2 separate regions of the Homo sapiens genome follow, and region 2 is linked to region 1. The links are chromatin loops, found by intact Hi-C in ENCODE. Cell type or tissue: PC-9. All regions are shown on one strand.

Region 1 (8,000 bases):
AACCTCTCCCCACTTGCTCCAGGGCTTACCTTGGAAATTGACTCCCCTCGCCTGTAGTCCCAGCTACCCGAGAGGCTGAGGCAGGAGAATGGTGTGAACCTGGGAGGCGGAGCTTGCAGTGAGCCGAGATCGCGCCACTGCACTCCAGCCTGGGCGACACAGCGAGACTCCATCTCAAAAAAAAAAAAAAAAAAAAAAAAAGAAAAGAAAATTGACTCCCCTCTTGAGCTTCAGGTAAATAACAGTGATTATTATGCATGCAGAACCCCAAGCCTGCCCTGTTTTTAAGTGTGAGACCCACATTCTGTGTATTCAAGTGGTATGAAAATCCAAGAGGAGAAGCTGGTATAAAAAATGTCAGTATTGGCTGGGCGCAGTGGCTCAAGCCTGTACTCCCAGCACTTTGGGAGGCTGAGGCGAGCGGATCACGAGGTCAGGAGATCGAGACCATCCTGGCTAACACGGTGAAACCCCGTCTCTACTAAAAATACAGAACAAGTTAGCTGGGCGTAGTGGCGGTGCCTGTAGTCCCAGCTACTCCGGAGGCTGAGGCAGGAGAATGGCGTGAACCCAGGAGGCGGAACCTGCAATGAGCGGAGATCGCGCCACTGCCTGGGTGACACAGCGAGACTCCGTCTCAAAATAATAATGATAATAATAAGTCAGTATTGAAATCCTGTCCAAAGGGGGTGGTGAAAGAAGACAACTCCCACTGAAGGTGGGCATAAAACAGACAGCACTGGAAGAAACCTACCAGTGTGAGAACTGACTGGGCAATGCAACCTAGGAGAGACTTCACACCCAAAGAAATATCAATAATACTAAACATGCCGAACATGTCTGAAGAGAGAGGAAGGGACAAAAGATAGGCAGAATGTTATGAAAAAAGGACAAGTAAACTTCGAAAAGAACGAAGGGAACTTCTAGAGATGAAAAACTGTTCATAAAATCGTCAAACAGTAAGTGAGACAATTCAAAAGAGATAATCTGTTATTTGAAAGACAGATGAGAAAATTACCTCCAGTGCAGCACAGAGAAACGGAGAAGCAATAAACTGAAATAGACTGGGGGGATTTAAGATCAAATATAGTGTGAAGACAAAAAGCTAGATCAAAATCAATCACGTGGGAAAAAGACAATGAAGTTAACCTGTTAATACAAACAATCCGTTGAGGCTGCTCACTGAGGGCTCCACTTGTAGTTGAACTTGGTGGTCTCTAAAGCTGGTCACATTATTCAAACTCCAAGATCCCTCCCTGCATTGTCACTTAGCTCCTCCTGTCTACTTGCTCCCACCTTGCTCTCTCTATTTAACATTTTAGGTTCCAAATCCATGAGTTTAATTTCTTTCTTTTAAAACACAGGTGCAAATTCACCTCCCTTTAATTTGTCTTAAAACAGACTTCCCCTGACAGTTTTAAGTGCATCCTAGAAAGCAGAACTTCAGGGCTGAATTAAATTAAATGCTTGCCCTGCAATTATAATTCTCATAATACTATGATTTTTTGATTTAAAGTTGGCAAATATCTATCTTCTGTAAAGAGACTTTTAATGTTTTCATTGTAATCTGAATCAGTTTCCAAATTTCTAACTATCCGATGCGTATATTTTTCTCTAGCTGGGGAGAATCAAAATGTCTACATATGCACTGTGCTTATTTCTCTCCAAAAAGTTTCTGCGTCTGAGACACAAAACATGGAACCACATGACCACACGAGGAAGGACCCAGGCCACAGGTGTGGAGGACAAATTGAAGGAAGCCAAGAGTCAGCATTTGGAGTTTGTCAGCTGGCTTGCCAGCAGGAGGCAAGGGGCCTACAAGGGGGATGCTGATATGCCAGGAAAATCTGCATTTGAACAAAGAGAGGTTTTGGATGCTTTATAGCAACTTTATATGATACTAGACTAGTAACAGAGCAAACATTGGTATTGGTCTTAATAAACGTTTGGGAAGAAAGGTCACCATCAAAAGTTATAAGGTGTTATGCTCTTGAAAAGAAGTTATTATGACTAATATTTACTTATTATTCTCCAAGTTCATTGAAGTCTTTACCCAAATGTTATCGCAGTAGAAACACCCTCACTGAAATGGCACTCAACTCTCATCTGCCTGTGTGTTCTTACTGTCTCTTCTTTTTCTTCATTGTCCTCATTATAACTTTCTGATGTATACATTTAACAATGGTTTATCCTCTGTCTTCCTCACTAGAATGTAAGCTGCATGAGCCCAGTGACGTCTGTGTTGTTTACTGTCGTCTCTAACACTTTGGAGACATGATGTGAGGTGAGTTAATATTTGTCAATTGTGAAACATTGACGAAGGGACAGATGAACCGAAGGTCTCTTATATGTTAGATATTTTACAGATCATCTTACTTATTGAAGCTAGATCTCTGAAATACAAATAAATGATGCTGGACTTAAGCTTTCTGTATATTACTTAATGGATTTTGGCTGATGAAGGAAGGTGCAGTGAGCATGTTTTTGGATTATTCAAGGTGGGCTCCTGTGTAGGAAACTGTTCTAAAAATGAAGCCAAAACTATTCCTATCTTTTGGGAATTCACAGTCTGTTTTCAAGAGGAAAGCAATGCTGACTAAATTTTATTTTAATATACCATAAAACCATTTTTTGGCTACAAAAGTACAGACTCTAATTTGTAAGGATTAACAGTCGAACTTTGATATCCCTATACCAAGAAATTATTTCTGGAAATGGCACCATGGTATGGTGGAGCAGGCATGAATATGGAATAAGGGGGTCTGCATGGACCTGAGTAAGTCCCCCACCTTATCCTAGCTGTGTGATCTTGGAGTCATTCACTTGATGCTTTTGAACCGCCATTTTTCCTCTGGAAAATGGCAATGAGAAGGTCTATTTACATGGATGCTGTAAGGACTAGTGAAATCTCACATGTGAAGGTGGTGTAATTACTAAAAATTGATCACATCAATGAAATTCATGCTTATCCATTTGTAGTCAAAGAATAATTGAATTAACTTATGGCAGAAAGTTAAGTGAATGTTGTCCAAAAGGAAGAAGGAAAACTTTGGACCAAGAAAAACAAAAATTACTTTTGAAACTTAACATCTTTTCCTTGCATTAAAAAAGAGCCAAACACCCACCCACACATTGTCACCAAAACAAGATTGCTTTTAGGCAGATAAAAAGCCTCTCTCTTCTTGGGTCTGAGTTCAACCATGGCCTCACCTGGGCCCTTCCAAATCGAGGATTCTCCTCCTTAGAAGCCTGTTTCAGAACAAAACAGAAGGCGTCTGTTCCTAGGCTTCAGAAACACCCAATTTTGAGGAAGCTCCTTTGAACAATATCAAGGCAGACATTAAATTAACATGAATAAAAAGAGGGGTTAGGAGCATGGTTTCTACAAAGCGAGCAGCTCCTTTCACAGGTTGTTGAGAAAACCTCTCCTGTAGGTCCAAGATACCACAATCAATGCTCCCTAAAGCTTAAGAAAGTGAGATACAGACAAGGCTAAATACAAGCATATCGCACTGAATATGGGGGAAAGGTGGATGCCCGGTGGCAGAGCTTTACGGGCTTTATGGGTGTGAACAGAGCGGTGGTCACATAGGGTCCTGTCCTTGGGAGGACCAATCTGGTTTAATGCTCTGCAGTCCCAGTATTAAAATTCTTTTTTTTGTTGTTTTTTTTTTGTTTTGTTTTTGTTTTTTGTTTTTGTTTTGCTTAGCACTTTCATTTTTCTCTAGGACCTGCAAATTATGTAGCCTAATGCCCACGGGAAGCTCAATGGAGCCTCTTGCCTCCACAAAAACCACTGATTGAAAGAAACGACAGCAACTAGGAGCTCCTGTGACTCTGTTTCCATTCCCATTCCCTGGGAAATGATCAACAGCTCCGGTGTGTTCTGTTCTCTGAACCAGCCACCCCACCCTCACTGCCAGCGCAAACCTGCTCTCCTGTGACCACCTATTCTCTGAATGTTTCTACATTTAGAGAAGTTCACCCTCAGAAGAAAGAAGGAAGCCGGGCGCGGTGGCTCACGCCTGTAATCCCAGCACTTTGGGAGGCCGAGGCGGGCGGATTGCCTGAGCTCAGGAGTTCGCGACCAGCCTGGGCAACACGGTGAAACCCCGTCTCTACTAAAATACAAAAAGTTAGCCGAGCGTGGTGGCGGGCGCCTGTAGTCCCAGCTACTCGGGAGGCTGAGGCAGGAGAATCGCTTGAACCCGGGAGGCGGAGGTTGCAGTGAGCCCAGATCGCGCCACTGCACTCCAGCCCGGGCCACAGAGCGAGACTCCGTCTCAAAAAAAAAAAAAAAAAAAAAGGAAAAAGAAAGAAAACAGCAGCATTTTGTAACAGTGATGAATTTGGATGAAATTTGCAAGACCTTGGACTGTTTTCCCAAATGTCCGGGCGTCTGCCAGGCAGCCCTCAACTGCAGACACAAGCCACTAAAGGGAGTCGTGGCTCCAGGGAGCTCGAATGCTTTCCCTGGAAGATCCCCTCCCTAAGCCCCCATCTCCTGGACGTGAAACCCTGTTTAGTCTACATTCAGGAACAGCAGACGTGCTTTTCTGAGAGAATCTAGCACCTTGAGAATTTTGCCATTTGGGATGCGTGTGTATGTGCGCGCGCGCACGTTTTCGAAGCTACAATTAGCACTCTTGAAAAAGGAGAAAGGGAGCGGGAAAAGGAAAGAAAGAAAAAAAGTAGGAACTCCTGTCGATTTTAGTTCAGGCTGCCTGAAGATTCAACTTAAAATAACTGCACCATCAATGCCCCATAGAAATCACAACGGAGGTAGAAGTTTGCGCGGTTCCACACTACCATCTAGGGGATAACAGGTGAAATGACAACCTTCTACTCCCATTTGTACTGACCTTTGTTATCTTGGACATAGGCATGTAGGTCACAGAACACATCCTACGCGCTCTTCTTCCATCGGGTGGTCTCAATATCTACCGTCACTGACGTACTAAGAGGAATGGGAAATCTTCGGAGGGTTTAGCATAGAATTATGTAATTCGGCATATTAAAAAGATGACTCTGTGTACTCTGTGGAAAGTAGCCTTACGGATGGAAGGTGGAAGCCACAGAGAAAGCAGGTAAGAAACCACAGCTATGCCTCGCTTGATGACGCATCCCCAGGAATTCGTCCGTAGGCGATTTTATCCTTGTGCAAACATTACAGAGTGTACTTACACAAACAAAGATGAAGGACCCTACTACATAACCTACGCTATATGGTATCGCCTATTGCTCCTAGGCTACAAACCTGTGCAGACTGTTACCAAATACTGGAGGGCAGCTATTTCCTTCCAAGAAAAGTGCTCCTCACTCCCAAGAGACTGGTTAATGTGTAGAACTTCAGGTATTCCTGAATCATATATATATTTATATTTATATTTATATTTATTTACATATATTTTGAGATGGAGTCTCACTGTGTTGCCCAGGCTGGAGTGCAGTGGCACTATCTCAGCTCACTGCAACCTCTGCCTCTTGGGTTCAAGCGATTCTCCTGCCTTAGCCAGGCCCCCTTCACAATGCCCAGCTAATTTTTGTGTTTTTAGTAGAGATGGGGATTTGCCATGTTGGCCAGGCTGGTCTCGAACTCTTGGCTTCCCAAAGTGCTTGGATTACAGGCGTGAGCCACCACACCTGGCCCTGAATCATATGTTAAACTTATTTAAGTTTAGCTCAAAGCACCTTCCATATTTGGTTAATAAAATTTGGGCCAAAGTTTCTCTCTATGTAGTGAACTGCAGCACAGCTTGGCGTGAAAGCAAGTTCTAACCTAACCTAAGAGTATGCCTTTGTAACCAAGCAATGGAGTCTCAATCCATAGTAGCCAATCCCAGGTTGAACGTTGCCAAATTCCTCACAAATAAGGCAAATGCAGAATTGCAACAATCAGGTAATCTCTGTAATAAGTAATTTCCTGTCTCTTTCTTTTTATAAATACAGCTCACCATTCTGAACCATCTTCCATCTGAAGTGCTGCCTGTTTTAGAGCCTTTTCATTGCTCAAATAAACTCTGTTAAATTTAACTTGCTTTAAGTTTTTCTTTAACACATGTCTCTTCCCAGACTTCCTGATAAACCTCCCATTTTAGTTCACTGGTTCTTGGAAGTTTATAGCAATTCAGTGTTTTAATCTTAAAGGTTTGGCACCAGTTAAAATACAAATGTCTCTGAACCTAAAGTATATTATATTGGAAAATATAATTAAAAACAAAATCTCATCCCAACCCAAAAAACTTCTTCACAAACTTAGAAGAGGAAGAAAACAATTTTGTTATTGAATAAGCATTAAACCAGAATGTGATGCGTATCACAAATAGTCTGCTAAGAATTTGCAAAGACAGAATGAAATCTTACGCTTTGATATAGCCAAGCCGATAAACCCATTCTACACGTGCCCTCAAGGTAAAAAATAACTAGTCCTCAAGTAAGAGGACTTGACGGCACCATTTTTCACACATAGTTCATCTTAAAATCCCCTGGTAATTGTGGTATCTACCTGTGTTAATTAATTGATTTGTACAAAAGAAAAAATAAGCTTCTCATATCTTTATGGAAGAAGATAGTTTTGTAACTTGAATTAAGGTGCTCACCAAAGTTGGGTTCCTACCCTCCCACGGAAACTGGGAGATATGGTGCTACCTACCTTCATTGATTACATTTGAAAGACACGGTTCCTAGGTCCTTGAGAAAGACTATTTTGCCAAGTGGCTTATTTTGCTTTTAAAAAGATTTACATACATTTCAAAAAGAGAAAGAACTTATACATACAGTATAAGTTTTCTAAAGTAAGTGGTCTAGGAAAAGGGAGGGAAGTCTCTTTATTTTCAACAGGGAGAATTAAGAATCTTACTTATAATTTGTATTTGCCCTTGCAACACATAGTCAGTTACACTTTAGCATTATAGAAATTTACAAGCAGTTTTCTGAGGGCGAGATCTCACTGAGAAAAAGAAAGGACTGTGAGAGTACCAAGGGGCTTCCTTGAGTACAAAAGGGCTTCGCTAAAGCTGATAAGCAATTAGAGAGGAAATAGGGGTCAGTGGCTGAACATAACTTCTCTTCTGTTCCATTGTTTTGCCTTGTTTTGTTAATTTATTTCTGGACTCATTTAAACTCCTTCCAACTCTAACCATCTCTATCTTTCCTCTAGTTCTGAATACTTAAGCCTCTTCCTCAAAAACAAACAAATTGTATTAACACATCTAAAAAGCTGCTCTGACTCAGTTTGCCCAGTGAGATCAGTTTGTAAGTGGTCAAAGACAAAACAACCCAAGGACACTACAAATCAAAGTAAGCATGACAATTTTTAGCACCTTCTCCTCAGTCTTTCTGAGGACTGTCCCATGACACGTTAGAAGAAATTTTTGGCTCAAAAAAGATGCCCTCGCATGCACATGCCATTACCTCACCAGGATGCCTTGGAATTAATTATATCTAGACAATTAGGTCTCTGAGATTTGCTGAAGGCCAGAATTGTTCATTTTACATTTTAAGATTCTCTACCACCAGGGAATTTGAAGTTGCCTTCCAGGGCCCACATCCAATGAATCTAATTGATTTCCAAAGTCCCCTTTATAGTCAAACACTGCCTGTACCCATTTGTTCATTCATTCAACGCTTCCTCAGCGCAAAGTATGAGCCAGGAAATGTCTTCCACCCTAGCGACAAGGAAATGGAGACATAGCCCCTGCCTTCTAGGAACTCAGACTGTTCTCATACCCAAAAACCCAAAGATGAACAGGGCTAAATGTGATCAGTTATGGGAATAATGCCAACTACTACAGGCGTGGTACAGGCAGAATTTTACAAAGGCAGGATGAACTGAAGTGGGGGACATGTGAAGAGTCCAAATTGTGAATGCTTTCTCCCAGGCCAAGGCATTTAAAGGGGAATAAAAATCAAAGTGAGGATTCATGAAGCGTTTCCAAAAGAGAAACCCAAGATTGGGAGATGTCTTTCTTCTACTGAAAACTTTCTTGAGTCTCAAGTGC
Region 2 (8,000 bases), 330 kb before region 1:
ATAGAAAATATAAAAAGTTCCAAGCTAAAATCATGGGGCCAAAGAATTCAATATCTGAACCGAAACATTTACTAGAGGCATTTAAGAGAAGATTGGATTAGGCAGAAAAAAAGGTCAGCAAACTCAAAGACAGCTCACTGCAAACAACTCATTTAAGAGAGTAAAAATTGGCCGGGCGCGTTGGCTCACGCCTGTAATCCCAGCACTTTGGGAGGCTGAGGCGGGCGGATCATGAGGTCAGGAGATCGAGACCATCCCGGCTAAAACAGTGAAACCCCGTCTCTACTAAAAAAAAAAAAATACAAAAATTAGCCGGGCGTAGTGGCGGGCGCCTGTAGTCCCAGCTACTCGGGAGGCTGAGGCAGGAGAATGGCGTGAACCCGGGAGGCGGAGCTTGCAGTGAGCCGAGATCCCGCCACTGCACTCCAGCCTGGGCGACAGAGCGAGACTCCGTCTCAAAAAAAAAAAAAAGAGAGAGTAAAAATTAAAAATAAAAGAATTAAAAAGGGTGGAGAAATTTTAAGAGAATGATGAAACCAATCAAGCAGACAAGTAAAGGCATCATGGAATCTCAAAATAAGAGAGAAAGAAAAATCAAGAAAGATTATTCAAATAAATAACAGCTGAAAACTTCCTAAATCTGGAAAGGCAACGGATATCCAAATCCCAAATCCCGAAGTACATCAAATGAGATGAATCCAAATGAAGACACACTAAAATCAAACTGGCAAAAGATAAAATATAGAATTTTTAAAGCAATAAGAGAAAACCAATCTGTCACATAAACCTCCATAAAACTCTCAGTAGAATGTTTAGCAGAAAACTCACTGGCCAGAGTACATGAGATGTTTTATTCAAAGTGATGAAAGGAAAAAAAAAACCAAAACGTTAACCTAGAGTATAAAATTGTCTTTCAAAAATTAAGAAAATATAAAGAACTTCTCCATCAAACAAAACCTGAGGGAGTTCCTAACTGCTAGACCTGCTTACAAGAAATGCTAAAGGAAGTTCTTCAACTTGAAAAGAAAAAATGCTAAATAGCACCACAATAACATAAGAAAATATAAAATTCATTGTTAAAGGTAAATATGTAGATTAATACAGAATACTATATACTATAGTGGCAAGTAAATCACTTTTAATTCTAGTATAAAAGTTTAAAAAGTATTACAAGCATAATAAGTAAAAATGTATTAAAACATACAAAATAAGAATAGGTGTAAACTGAGATGACAATAGCATTAAATATGTGTGGGGGAAGAGAGAAATAAAATGTAGAGCTATGTATTCAATTGAACTTAAGCTCTTATCAGCTTAAAATAGACTCTTATAACTATGAGATATTTTATATAACCCACAGGTAGCCACAACAAAGTCCTATACAAGTTACACAAAAGAAAAAAGAAAGGGATGAAAGCATATTAATAAAAAACAATCAACAGCACACAAAGGGAGACAGCAATAAAGGAAACAAGGTACTAAAAGAGACTCATTAAACGGTTAAAATGGTAATGGTAGCTATATCACTATCAATAATTACTTGAAATTTCAATAGACTAAATACTGCAATCAAAGGACATATGTAGCTGAATAAATCTTTTTAGAAAGACCCAAATACACTGTTCACAAAAAAACTCACTGTAGATTTAAAACCACACATAGGGTAAAAGTGAAGACATGGGAAAATATATTCTATCCAAATGGTAACAAAAAGAGAGCAGGGATAAATTTTCACCATACACAAAAAATTAGCTCAAAATAGATTAGAAACTTAAGTGTAAAATCTGACACTGTAAACATATTAAAGAAAACATAGGGGAAATTTTTTATGATCTTAGTCTTGGCAATGATTTCATGGATTTAACACCAAAAGCCCAAGTACCTGAAGCAAAAACAGACACAGAGGACTGCATCAAACTAAAAAGCTTCTTCACAGCAAAGAAAAAAAAATCAAGAGGGAGAAAGGAAAACTTATTGAATGAGAGAACATATTTGCGACCATATATCAGATATGGGATTACTTTTCAAAATATATAAGAAACTTCTATAACTCAATATCAAAACCACTAAAAAAATCCCACAGAATTTAGGTCATTAAAAATGGACAAAGTACTGGAATGGATATTTTTCCAAAGACGACATACATGGCTGGGCATGGATTCAGGCCTGTAATTGCAGCTCTTTGAGAGGCCAAGGCGGGAGGATTGCTTGAGGCCAGGAGTTCAAGACCAGCATGGGCAACATAGCAAGACCTCGTCTCTACAAAAAATAAAAAAAGCCAGGCATGACATGGCTGTAGTCCCAGCTCAGCTGGAGGCTGAGCTGGGAGAGTCACTTGAGCCCAGGAGGTTGAGGTTGCAGTGAGCTATGATTGCACTACTGCACTTCATCCTGGGTGACAGAATAAGACTCTGTCTCACACACACACAAAAGAATAAATACAAATGACCAACAGGTATATGAAAAATCGCTCAATATCACTAATCTTTAGAGAAATAAAACTAAAAGCTACAATCAGATATCTCCTCATATCTGTTAGGATGGTTAGTATCAAAAAACCTAAAAGATAACAAATATTGGCAAGGATATGGAGAAATTAGATTCCTTTTACACTGTTAATGCAGATGTCAAATTGTGAAGCCCCTATGGAAAACAGCATGGAGGTTTCTTAAAAAATTAAAAATAGAACTACCCTATAACCAGCAATCTTACTTATAGATGCTTATCCAAAAAAAAACCTGGAACTAGAATCTCAAAGAGATATTAGCACTTCAATGTTCACTGAAGCACTATTCACAATAGCTGAGATGTGGAAACAATTTAGCTGTTCATTGATATCTGGATGGATAAAGAAAATGTGATATATACAACTAATGAAATACTATTCTGCCTTTAAAAGGAAAGAAATTCTGCAATGTGTGACAGCATGGATGAACCTGGAACACATTACGTTAAGTGAGATAAAACACATGCAAAGAAAGACGAGTACTGCATGACAACATTTACATGAAGAATTTAAGTTAGTCAAATTCATAGAATCAAAATGTGGAATCATGATTGTCAAAGAAAATGAGTATAAAGTTTCAGTCAAACAAGATAAATATAAATTAAAATAAAATATAAATATAAATAAATATAAAAATATCTAGCAATCTGTTGTATAACATTATCCCTACAGTCAACAATAATGTAAACTTAAGATTTGTCAAGACTGCAGTTCTCATGTTGTGCTAGGATCACTATAAAATAACAAAATAAAAGAAAACAAATTTTTTAAAGTATTGAATTTAATCTGTTAGAAAATTCATAAGATACATCACATAATAGTATTTATTGTTAAGTATTCTATGCTAAAATTGATCAAACATATAATTACAACCTACTTGGTGTACAAAGATGTGTGTATATGCAGGGCATATTTGAACAAATTAGAGTCATATGGCGATGGCAGTCTGGGTAATTTCTATAAATCATTTCATTAAAAAAACTAGATTACGTGGACAATATTTTTAAAATCTGATCAAAGATATTGGAGGGACATCAAGACAGAAAGGATCATGGTGTCTAGATATGAGCAGCTGAAAAATAGCTTTAAAGAAAATGAAATAACCAAATGACTAGAGGTTACAAAAAAAACAGAAATTTACAATCTTAAAGTTACAGGCACATAGCGCTGCAAAATTTAAACTGTATCTTTGAAAAGGGCGTGTTGCCAGTTTTACTATGCTCCTGATCAAGCTACAGTCTGCTCAGAGGAATGCCAGAGAGCTACCCTCAGAAGATTCAGGGCCAAAGACGGATGGTGTGATGTGTGCTCGTCCTCAGGCCAGGTATATCTGCAAGACCTCCAGACTGACAAACTTGTTTCAGCAGCAATGGCCACTCCTCAGCATAACCTTGCCACCATAGACAGAAGGCTCTACAAATTTCTGTAGCTCCATGCATTGAGAGATGTTCTAAACATTTTGAAGATGAACAAAATTTGCCAGTGGCTTCAAAGAGATACAATAGAATCTCACCAAATCCATTTATCTAATGGAATCTAACTAAATGCTATCTATATTGAAATTTTAGCAAGTAAAATGCCTATACTGGAATCTAATGAAAGTTCTCTTCTTCCATCTAGTGACAAATTTGGAGAATGCACACTTACCTTCCCTAATATGACAGTTAAATAAGACTGTAAGGTATACGCTGACAGACATGATGCTTTAAAAGTTCAACCGAAAAGTACGCAGCCAGAGCAAAAATGTTGCAATGTTTTTTGTCTCTCAAATACACAATCAAAATTGCTCCTCAGCAAAATGTTTGCCCGACATTGGATATAGCAGAAATTATTTACAACAATCATTGAAAATGCCTGCAGGTACCACAAAAAGCCAGTTTAGAGAAACAAGCCTGAAAGCTCAATGTAATATATACAGTTTTTTGTAACCTCACCATTAAGATTTTTTCTCTCCTTTAGATTTTTATTTATTTTTTTTAAAAAATAGGGTCTTGCTGAGGGTGAAGTTTGTGCAGAGCACTCTAGTTGATTATCCTCAGAAAGGCTAAATTTAGAGCTTTCTTGGCCATAAATTGGTCGTGCCCAATCCTTCCATATCTTCTGAATCTTCACGAAAACTTACAATCTTAGCTCAGAATTTAAGATTTTTTCAAATGTTTATTCTAATTTAGTGGTATCCTTTGATCTAATATTTTCCTATTACTGAATAATAAAATATATGGACTAACATAAATATGGAAATATTTTCATCAGTCTTTTGTAATTTTAAAAAGATAAAAGCTAAATTATAATCAATTCCTGTGAAAAAATCAATTATACTTTCTATATATGAATCAAATCACACAATTATATTTTTAATAACATGAAAAATAGCTGTACTCTTATGAGTGATTTTAGATTTTTAATGCTTCTGTTTTCAAGTTTTACAGTGATTTGTATATATTAACTTTATAATTAAAAAAAGGAACTTATATTTCATTCATTGCAATCAACTCATTTATTAGGAGGTGGAAATTAAAGTTCAAAGTCACACTGGTAATTATTGACACAGCCAGTACTTGAATCCAGGTCTAATGAATCCTGTGCTTTGCTGGTTCTCCAAAGCCATGCTGTGAAATGTAAAGTTAAAATGCCTGACGTTTTTATCCTCTTCTAATCCATTTCCAGTTGGTCTTTTCCTTGAAATAGTAACAAATATTGCTCAATTCTGCATCTATTGACTATTTTTCAGAGGATGGAATAAAAACCGCAACTCACAACTTTTCAAGAGGCCACCAGTCATTAGACACTGGCATCCGTTAGAACTGCTGCAAGCTTAAATCAAACAGTCACCTGGAAGGAACAGGTCTCTGGAGACTCCCCTCTAGCTCTGAGATCTGTATTTCACAATTATTTGAGGCACTGTTAAAAGCAGAGAATAAAATAGTTGAAAATTCACTTGCTGTTTTCAATGTATTATTTATGCAAGAGAATGTGTAATTTGGGAAAAAAGTAAATCTGAAAACTGAATAATTTAATATACATGTCTTTGTTAAAGTTTTAAAATATTATTTTCCATGGTAACCATTATTAAATAGAGAACTATGGAATGGACTGACAGGGCTGGATGGATGTAGAGTGGAAACATGTACAAATGCCCTTTCTTTACGATCCTTCTCCTATGAAAAGTAATATCTGTTTTGATGTTTCAGTGATGTTTCTATAAAATCAAATTTATAGAATTTGATTGTATAAATTCTAAATGTATGTAAGTGTTGGTACTTCATGTTTTCAGGAGTAACTCTATTTTGCTACAACAACCTTCTGCTGAGCTAAGATTATAGATCCAGGAGCTAAGTGGCTACTCAAGATACATTCTAGTATCCATCTCTTGTTTAAGACAAGTAATATAACATTTTGCAGAAGTGATAACTCAAGTCCATAAAGATGAAGTGAAACACTTAATGCATATAGAAATAATAAGTAGAGAGGAAAATCAAAACCCATGTATTCTGCCTTCTCCAACATTATTGTTTATAGCAATATATTCTGTTTAATATATTATTATTTTCATTCTAGAAAAACAGAGAAAAAGTGTATTATTTGAAAAAAAAAAAAAAGGGTGAAGATAGGCTGGATAGAGATAACCCTTACATAAAAACCTTTAAAAAATTCAGACCCTCCTCCTTTCTTTCCTCAACAAGCAGTTACAGCATGCTTCCATGGGTAGTCTAAATATTTGACAGCTATGCAAAGGCAGAGCAAATTGGGATGTGTGTGGAAAAAGCCAGACGCTCACAAGTATAAGCTTAGAATTTCTAAATTGTTCATAAGGATTCCAATTATATTTGGGCTTGTGGAAGAAATCTGATTGAGATGGGATGAGAGAGCAATAAAAACTGCATTTGCATAAATATGGGGATCAAAAAAGTGACTATTGCAGTCATGGTCCTAATGCCAGAAAGCTGGAGAAAGTAGATGAGAAAAGAAACCACTCACGGTAATAACAAAGTTTGATTGATTAACGAAATGATTAATGATTAGGAAATTAAATTTGTCTAGTAAATGTTACAATTATAAGCTCTACCTAAAAAAAAGAGAGAGCTGTATTTTTCAAAGATGATATCACATTAATTAAAACACTTATGGCTTTGTATCATGTGTAGTTACTATAATTTATGAATATAGGCTTTTATTAATTAATTCCTCCAATATTCCTTGGCCATGTACTACATACCTCTGAATTAGTCAGGGTTTTCCAGAGAAACAGAACCAATAGGAGATATATAGATATAGATACATACACATATGAATATTGATTATGTGAATTGGCTGATGAAGTTATGGAGACTAAGTCCCACAATTTCCCATCTGCAAGCTAGAAAACCAATAAGCTGGTAGTATAAATAAGCCCAAGTCCAAAGTCCTGAGAATCGGAGGACCAGTTGTGTAAGTATCCATCTGAGTCCAAAAGCTTGGGAATCAGAAGCACTGAAGTCAAGAAGATGATGTCAGCACAAGCAGAAAGAACAACTCGCTCCTCCTTTATTTTTGTTTTTGCTCTATTCTAGCCCTGAACAAATTGCATGATGCAGACCCATATTGGGAAGCCCATCCGCTCTGCTCAGTTCACCAATTAATACTAACCTGATACAGAAACCCTCACAGACAAACTCAGGAATAATGTCTTACTAGCTAAATTGGGCCATTATTGTGTTGCTGTACTGAAATACCTGAGGCTGGATAATTTATAAAGAAAAGAAGTTTCATTGGCTCACAGTTCTGCAGACAGTACAAGAAGTGTAGTACTGGCATCGACTTCAGGAGAGGCCCCAGGAAGCTTACAATCATGGTAGAAGGCAAAGGAGGAGCATGTATCTCACATGGCAAGAGCGAGAGCACTTTTAGACAACCAGACCTTGTGTGAACTCACTCTTCACCAAGGACGTGGCGCTAAGCCATTCATGAGTGATGTGCCCCCATGATAGAAGCATGTCCCATCAGGCCCCATCTCCAACACTGGGAATTGCATTTTAATATGAGATTTGGAGCGGACAAATATCCAAACTATATTACTTCATCCCTGAACCCCCAAGTTTCATATCCTTCTCACACTGCAAAATATGATCATCTCTTCCTAACAGTCTCCCAACGTCTTAACTCATTCCAGCATTAAGTCGAAAGTCTTTTAAGTCTCATCTGAGACTTCTCTCCTTCCACCTTTGAGCCCATAAAATAAAAATCAATTATTTACTTCTAAGATACAATAGGAGCACCGGAATTAGGTAAACATGCCCACTCCAAGAGAGAGGAAGTGTCCAAAAGGAAGGAGCTACAGGCCCCACACAAGACTGAAACCCCACAGGGCAGTCATTAAATCTTAGAGTTCTAAAATAATCTCCTTTGACTCTATGTCTAGCATCCCTGTATGAGGGGTGGGCGCCCAAGGCCTTGCACAGCCCCACCACGGTGGACTTTCCTAGGCAGAGTTTAGGTAGCTGTTCTTATGGGTTGG

The links. Hi-C counts contacts between places; a loop is a spot of excess contacts. Peaks named below come from ENCODE experiments on the same cell type or tissue, not always from the same donor. Only the 100,000 strongest peaks of a DNase experiment are listed, where the experiment ranks them.
Region 2: a loop joins it to region 1, with 14 times the contacts of the local background. A loop is called at or near these places in 9 of 110 quality-filtered maps.

Annotation. Positions count from the first base shown.
Region 1 is chr10:52,881,250-52,889,249 of GRCh38, reverse strand. No RefSeq gene overlaps it. Among named protein-coding and RNA genes, the nearest start is that of MBL2, 110 kb to the right of the region's middle. RefSeq lists an enhancer at 4,311-5,025. In PC-9, CTCF peaks have their summits at 4,634 and 4,842; a DNase peak (open chromatin) is centred at 5,119; H3K4me3 peaks cover 579 bases; H3K27ac peaks cover 430 bases; H3K27me3 peaks cover 655 bases.
Region 2 is chr10:53,206,265-53,214,264 of GRCh38, reverse strand. No RefSeq gene overlaps it. Among named protein-coding and RNA genes, the nearest start is that of LINC02672, 180 kb to the right of the region's middle. In PC-9, CTCF peaks have their summits at 3,923 and 4,122 (motif pointing left); no DNase peak of the experiment used is centred here.